3 separate regions of the Homo sapiens genome follow, and all the other regions are linked to region 2. A link is a loop called in an ENCODE intact Hi-C map of the cell type or tissue named here. Cell type or tissue: MCF 10A. All regions are shown on one strand.

Region 1 (2,500 bases), 290 kb before region 2:
TGGATTAGATAAAGAAAATGTGGTACATAAATACCATAGGATACTATGCAGTCATGAAAAAGAATGAAATCATGTCTTTTGCAGCAATGTGGATGCAGCTGGGGTTCATTATCCTAAGCGAATTAACACGGGAACAGAAAAATAAATACTGCCATGTTCTTACCTATAAATGGGAGCTAAACATTGAGCATACATCAGCATAAAGAGGGAACAATGGGTACTGGAGACCACCAGAGGGGAAGAAGGGAGTGGGACAAGGGCTGAAAAACTCTTATTAGTTACTGTGCTTGCTGCCTGGGTGATGGGTTCATCCATACCTCAAACCTCAGCATCACACAATGTTTCCATGTAGCAAACCTGCACATGTACCTCCTGAATCTAAAAGAAAAGTTGAAATAATTAAAAAAAAAAACCCTCATTATGAAAGCCTATTTAATGACAGAGAAAAGCTCACTGCAAAATAGAAAAAGAAATAAATTTTCGAAAGAAAACTATATATAGTACACAAAAAATAGAGAAAATGCACAATAAAATATTAACTGTAGTTGTCTCTGAGTGGTGGAGATGTGAATAATTTTGTTTTCTTTAAAACTTTTCTACATTTTCCAAATGTCTCTGAGAATTATGTATTATTTCACAAAGTAATAATAACTGGCATGAAAATTCTCTGAAAATTTAACAATTAGCTCTTGCATGCTGACACGAGCTGGCTCCAGTACACCAGTAGGCCTGAAAATAACTTGGTTAAGTTTTTTGCTAAGAGGCAGAAATAAGAATCAAGATATGAGTTACATCACATAATAGGAAAATAAAGATCGTGAATTATTGGAACCTATAACTGAGTGGCTTGTGGAAGTTACACTTGCTACATTTCTTTATCAAGGTGTCCCAAAATAGAATAAAAATTGCTGGCTTAAAGCTCGAAGCTTGGTAAGATGTGCCCTTGTCAATTTAAAACAATATAAACAACCAGTAATTCCATGAGAAAAAAAAAATCTTGTGTATTAGTGTATTGTTTGCTGGTGTGATGAAATGCCTACTATCATTTTGAAATTATTAGACAGTATTCATTTCTCTGCCCATTCTCTACTTGCCAGGAGCAGAGTCTACAATTTACAGCATCAGCTGCTTAGTTTATAATCTTGATTGAGGTCATTTAATTTGAAATTAAATCAAGCAAAATAAATAAAGGCAAGATTCTACTGAGCATGTACATTACAACTATGACTATACAAATACCACCCGGTAAGAATAAATGGAACTAACTCTGAAAATTTTACTTGTCTTCAATGGCTTTCAAAGGGTCAGAGGAATATACGGTATTATAAGATGTAAACATTTCCTTTGAAGATCTATAGAGTAAATATCTAGTTGTCAAGCTAAATTGCTGAAGAAATGGGGGGGTTCCATCCAAAATTTGTGAGGAAGATAATAAAGTAATAGCAGCTTCTTTTGAAAGCACATTTTTGACCTACTTTATAAATTCCTATACTATGTTTCTCCTGGGCCACACTAGAGGGCGAACTTTCCCTTCTCTAGAAATCTTCCTAACCTGTGTCCTTTCAAAGGGACGCATTTTTCTAAGGAAGGTTGTTAATCTCCAGGAAATCTTAAAGACAATCAAGTAGGTTCAGTTAAAACAATCAGAATTAGCGGACTCCAGGAGAGAGCTTATTTACAAAGCAGAGGACAGTTTAAAGCAAAATGAAAGGAAAACAGAAAACAAAAACCCCTGTCCTCTATCAATTACTAATACGTTTTATACCTTGCACTTTATAAAGTGTGTTATGAATATTGTCTCTCCACATTCTCTCAGAGACCATATGTAATATTTTAGTCCATTTTCAAGCTGAGAAGCTGAGAAAATTGAAGCTCAGTGGTTTCAAGAGACTCGCTCAAGGTCAAACCGGTTTAAGGCAAGCAACCGAATCTAGTTATGATTTGAACTAATTTCTTCTTTCTTAAAGTTTGGCTCATTGAAGACCCAAGGTCTGTGGCATATGCAATGAGCCAGACTTGAAGAACTGTAGCTTTTCATGAAAAAACTCAGGACATCCCAGGGCAACAGCCCAGCTCGACATTCTCAGATGAACAAACTAGACTCTGGCTATCCCCACTTTGTAAGAAGAGCTAATGAGCAGAAACTTTCCATGACATCTGTACTCTCCTAAGGCTATGATTAAATCATTGACTTAAAATATTGCAAGTATGACACATTTGATTATTTTGCCCCTGGAAAAAATATTATAGGATATGCACTAATTTATTTACTTACATTAAGTAAAGATTTATAAAGAAGCTCTTTAAGTTACAATCCAAATTAAGAGAAAATATAAATTAGAATGTGATTACCTAAGTCACAGAAGGTCCCTTGCTTTCAAAAGGATTCGCTCCAGGGTTCCTTTGAACTGAGAGCTGCCCAGCTGTATGTTAAATGAGCCCATTTACAGTACAAGGGCTCAATTTACATAGAAATGCCCAGAAACAGAGCTGTCACACA
Region 2 (2,500 bases):
GCAACTCAACAGTTTTTAGTGCAAACAGAATCTTAGTAATGGAGGTAAATAAAGAATGAATAAGAGGTAAAAATGGATATAGAAGTAAAACACAAGACATGGGGGTATAAATAAATTAAAACTAAGTTCTGAAAAGTGACTTTTAGTAATAGAAACCTAAAAACATTTCATAGAAGGCAAGAACAAAGTCTGACAACAGAGTTTAGTTTTAGTGGACATTGTGGTAGTAAATATGTAAGTTACTTCTCTCTTCAGAATACAACAGATCTCACTGGGCCTTCCAGGGTCATTATTCCTAGAAATAATCCCACTAAATGCCCATCTTAGCAACGCACATTTCCATGTGTGAGTTATTTCTCTCTCAGCCCCATTTAAAAATGTGAAATTTGGATTTAGAAGGGGACATGTATTTAAGGAAGAGAAGTGCCACACAAATAATGGAGCAATTTTACCATGAAATTAATGTCATGAAAATAGATATTTCTATAAATACCTCTTGTTTTTATTATTAAGACAATGCAGACATAAAACACTTCATACTGTAGTTTCTACATTGCAGCCAAACCACTTATCAATGGCCAATAAATTACTTCACTCCTATGATAGATACAAATGCTCGATTCAAGTTCAATTAATAGAATAGTGTCAGGATATCATGCAGACAGCTTGCATAAATACTCGAGGAATAATAGCATACCTTCAGTAGATTCTGTGATTTTTAAGCATGAAAACTTTGTCTTATTCCAAATTTCAAAAGATGGAATAAAGAATGTTTTCATATAAAATACATTTGGAACAGTTTTCCTTCTTAAAAAAAAAGGCATCTAACCCACTTGCAACATATACTGGCAATTCATCTTTGTAGTTACAAAATCAGATAGATATATATTCTTTTTCATCTCATGTGACTGTATGTGAACATTTCAGTAATTCCAACAATATCAAACAGCTAAATTCAAAATCATATAATACTTTCTAATAAGTGTATACGATATATATCTTTTGTAGCCAAAGGCAGAAAGACCTTCAGTTAGTTGATTTCATGTTTGGGCACTAGTTTATATTTTATCAGATAATTAAAAGTCATTAGTTATTTCACAGTATAAAATATTGAATCAATTACCAACAGGCTTTTATTTTCTGCTCCTAATTTCGAAATGTATTTGGACTCGAGGTATGGGAATAATGTCACTGCTTATCAAACAATTTTCTGGAAATCTTAATGCACAAAAATTTCCAGATTTATATATTCAAAAATAAATTATATGTTAAATGAAATTAAGAAAAAAAGGCGAGGGGAAGGAGAAAATCTAGTTTATATTCTGTGTGAATAGCTTTCAATATCTTCCAGGTGGGGGCAACCGTAAGCCACTTTTGAGAGAAGGGAGAACAGGCTCTTTAAGCTCCCTGAGTCTAGTTACAGAAGACTTCCTGGCAGTAACACCGTGAATAAAACAACCACAAGCTTCCAGGAGATGAGACTTCTAGGCTCTGCTCCAGACAACACCCGGCCATGGGCAACAGGGCCCACCGCCCTGGGCGCGCCGCAGCCTCGGCCACTCCGAGTCGGCTCCGATCGCGCACGCGCGCCGTGCACCTGCCCCATCGCGCCCAGCTGCTGCCTGAGCTCCGGGCACGCCCGCGCTGTGCCGGCGGGGAGTGTCCGTCACTCTCAGCGCTCAGGATCTCTCCCTTTCCAGGACCGCTAGGAAGCAGGAAATCCTTTTCCTCTCACGTTTACATCCCATTCATTCTTCCTCCGGGCAATTCAAGTCCATTCACAGCCGCCACAGATGCACGTGTGCACGCGCGCAGCTGCACCTTTAAAGAAACTCTCAAGTCCTGGCGGCCAGAAAACCAGCTTTCAGGCGGGGCGGTGGGGCTCCCCCTCCCCTTGCTTCGTCTCTGCAGATCTTTGTGCTCTAGGGAGGGATGGCCGCACATTCTGACGAGGACGAGGGTGGTGCATAACGCGGAGGTCAATTTTGCACAGTCCAGGCAAAAGAGACCCCCCCCCCCCACCAACATCCCTTCCTGTTCAGTTTCCCTCTCTGGCCCAGCGCGAAGGGCGAGGGGCGACAGAAGCCCGAGGGACAGAAAACCGAGGCTCCTCAGTGGCCGAGTTGGGAGAGAGTGTGAGTCCAGGAGAGCCCGGGGGCAGCAGGGAGAGGGTGCAGAAGCTCGAGCGCACCGAGCCAGAGGCCCCCTCTTCTCCCGCCACGCGGGGCTGGAGGTGCAGGCGCCGGTTCCGCGGCGTGGCCCGGCTATGTGTCGCTCCTCCGCGCGCCGCCCGCCGCAGCCCGTGCCCTCGGGCCGCCGCCGCCGCCGCTGCCCCCCGTCGAGCCCGCGGCCGCACCCTCGGGCCGATACTTGAGCCAGCAGATGACCCAGGTGACAACGACCGAGAAGAGTGCCAGGATGCTGGCCACCGACAGGCAGATGGGCCCCACGGGCGAGGGCGAGGGCGACCCGGTGGCCGGTGCCTCGCCAGGGGGCGCCC
Region 3 (2,500 bases), 170 kb after region 2:
ATGCTGAAGCTCTGGTTGTCCCTGAGAGTTTCCAGACAGGGTTAATCTCTCTTCTAATAATTATTGGCTTTTGATCATCTCCCAGATTGGAAGCAAGGAGTACCTGTGTGAGAAGAGGGTGGGGCTGCTTCTACTTCACCAGCAGCTTTGAGGTTTGGTCAGAAGTTTCTGGTCCTATAATACCATGAAAGGAGCACCAGGCTGATGTAATATAGGTAGTGTTTCTTAGCTTTCAGAAACAGAGACCCACTCAAGCTAACTCAGGAAAGTAGGAATTTGCTGTAAAGTGATGGAAAATCTAAGAACCAGAAGCTCACAGGAACAAATGCTAGTGAACAGTTTGGCTGTCTGCTATAATTCAATTGTGATTTTCCTGATATCTTCTTCTTTATCTCCTTCTGTTGGCTGGTTACTTTCTCAACTGTCTTTTATTTGATTAATTGATTGATTGATTGGAGACAGGGTCTTGCTGTGGTACCCAGGCTTGAGTATAGTGGCACAATCATAGCTCACTGCAGCTTCGAATTCCTTGACTCAAGTGATCCTACCACCTCAGCCTCCCAAGTAGCTGGAACTACAGGCATGTAGCATCACACCTGGCTTAGTTGGGGGTCTCACTATGTTGGCCAGACTGGTCTCGAACTCTTGACCTCAAGCAATCCTTCCACCTTGGCATCTCAAAGTGCTGGGATTATAGGCATGGGTCACCCCTCAACTGTCTTTCAGTTCAGATTTTCAAGACAGCCAGACACAGCCCCTGGTGTAGTCTGGTAGCAAAACTCCATCCATCTCTGGCCAATGCATAGATTGGCTGTACTTGGTCCAAACAGCTGTATTGGGTAAGGATGGACAACTAACTAGGGCCACAGAGCCATGGGCCAGGTTCTGGAACATCAGGAGACCTGGACTGCAATCTTAGCAGTGAAACCTTCTTCAAGGAACTTGGAGATTCTGCCCTGCAGATTTCCTAGCTTCAGAGTGAAAGGACCCAGCTAGAGGATCTTTGGAGGCTTGTGATGTCATGACTCTTCATTATATGTTTGTTATGTGACACTTAAAACAGATTGATCCATGGTATAGAGGAAAAAGGAAAAGAAGGAAAGTTGGGCGGGACAACATTAAAAAAATAGAATAGAAGGTATTTCATCGCTTGTGCAGACTGAATGCTAATATGGCTTTACTTATTTTGTCTTGTGTTTTGAATCACCTCAGTATGAGACAGTACACTTGAAATGCATATCAACTCCATTGCTAAATAATTGTTAGCTTGTCTGCTGTTTTGTATTCAACATGACTGAAGGAATGCTTTAAAGGAAAATGCGTAATTGCGTGGCAAATATAAATTTCATTTTTTTTTTTTTCTGTAGAGCCAAAGTCCTGGTGATAAGGAAGCCTTAAAAGTGGAAGATTCCTTTTAGCAGGTTCTTCTGTTCCTATCCTTCTAAGACAAATTATGTTAAAGAGCTCAAGTTTAAAATGGTGGTTTTTCAGTATCTTTCACATTCTGATTATCAGCAGCTAGCTAGCTGATACTTACAGTAAAAACTACACTGAAAATTTACATTTAAATTGGACATACTATTTAGATAGTGTTTAACTGCTGTAGAGTTTAGGGTATTATTTTATGCAACAGTCATAAATTGGTTAAGAGGTAAACGTTTTGTGATAATGTGTCAAAACAGACTAGTGTGTTTTGGGATGTGGGCAGGCTGCCATCTGGCTGTCTCATAAGGGAGTCTGTCACCTGGTTAAAGACAAGAGGGAAAAAGCCTGTCCCATCCCTGTAATTCACAATCCTTAGACTGGGGTCAGTCTTAGTGCCAAAAGATGACTTTAAATGTGATTATCTCTTAATCCTCTGTTTAAACCACTACCCCTACACTTCAAAAGATTGCCCTGCTTGTTAAGTTGGTTCTTGCTTGAGATTAATGAGTCTTTAAAAGTATTCAACAATGGCCAGATTGTCACCCTCACTAACTTGCATTGAACGGAATAGAATTAGGCGTCAGAGATTCTGCCTAGTCCCTCTGAAGTGGAATCTGTAATTTAGCCTTAGTTAAATATTAAGTAAATGTCTCTAGGGGGTTTATTATAAAAACTGCATTGGTTTGGTTTTGAAACACAATAAGGAAAAGGTTTGGTTTTAGTGTAGGTTTAAAAAAAAGAAAGCTCTTAAAACTGGACTTGTGGTGAACAAATAAGTTTAGATCTCTCTAATTATCAACCATCTTTACCAGAAAAATGATTCTCTTTTTTTATGATGATGACTGGAAAACGTGCTCACATTCTTCCGTCCCTCTCTCCTTCCTTCCTGCTGCCCCTTCCCCACAGCTGCTAAGACTGCAATGCTGTTGGTGGAGTAGAATTGTAGCTGTCCCAGATAGAGCCCGTTGTTCCCCTCACCCCCAGGATCATTTCTGATGCTTCATTTACTGTATCGTGTGGATGGATGGGTAATGGCTTTAAAGCTTTGTCAGGTAGAAAATTGTTTGGATCATCA

The links. A loop is a pair of places that touch in the nucleus more often than their neighbours do. Peaks named below come from ENCODE experiments on the same cell type or tissue, not always from the same donor. Only the 100,000 strongest peaks of a DNase experiment are listed, where the experiment ranks them.
Region 1: a loop joins it to region 2, with 6 times the contacts of the local background. A loop is called at or near these places in 3 of 110 quality-filtered maps.
Region 3: a loop joins it to region 2, with 19 times the contacts of the local background. A loop is called at or near these places in 13 of 110 quality-filtered maps.

Annotation. Positions count from the first base shown.
Region 1 is chr2:222,023,588-222,026,087 of GRCh38, forward strand. No RefSeq gene overlaps it. Among named protein-coding and RNA genes, the nearest start is that of CCDC140, 270 kb to the right of the region's middle. RefSeq lists enhancers at 1,310-2,296, 2,297-2,500. In MCF 10A, a CTCF peak has its summit at 1,514; a DNase peak (open chromatin) is centred at 1,534.
Region 2 is chr2:222,316,764-222,319,263 of GRCh38, forward strand. It overlaps RNF228 (ring finger protein 228), which reads right to left. Exons shown (of 1, transcript NM_001395871.1): 1 at 1-2,500. The coding sequence ends at 2,265. It overlaps CT75 (cancer/testis associated transcript 75), which reads left to right and starts at 1,708. Exons shown (of 4, transcript NR_136642.1): 1 at 1,708-2,500. RefSeq lists enhancers at 1,401-1,996, 1,773-1,822 and a silencer at 2,293-2,500. In MCF 10A, CTCF peaks have their summits at 1,355 and 2,473 (motif pointing right); DNase peaks (open chromatin) are centred at 1,388 and 1,638.
Region 3 is chr2:222,481,960-222,484,459 of GRCh38, forward strand. All of the region lies in intron 2 of SGPP2 (sphingosine-1-phosphate phosphatase 2), which reads left to right. Among named protein-coding and RNA genes, the nearest start is that of SGPP2, 59 kb to the left of the region's middle. In MCF 10A, no CTCF peak of the experiment used is centred here; no DNase peak of the experiment used is centred here.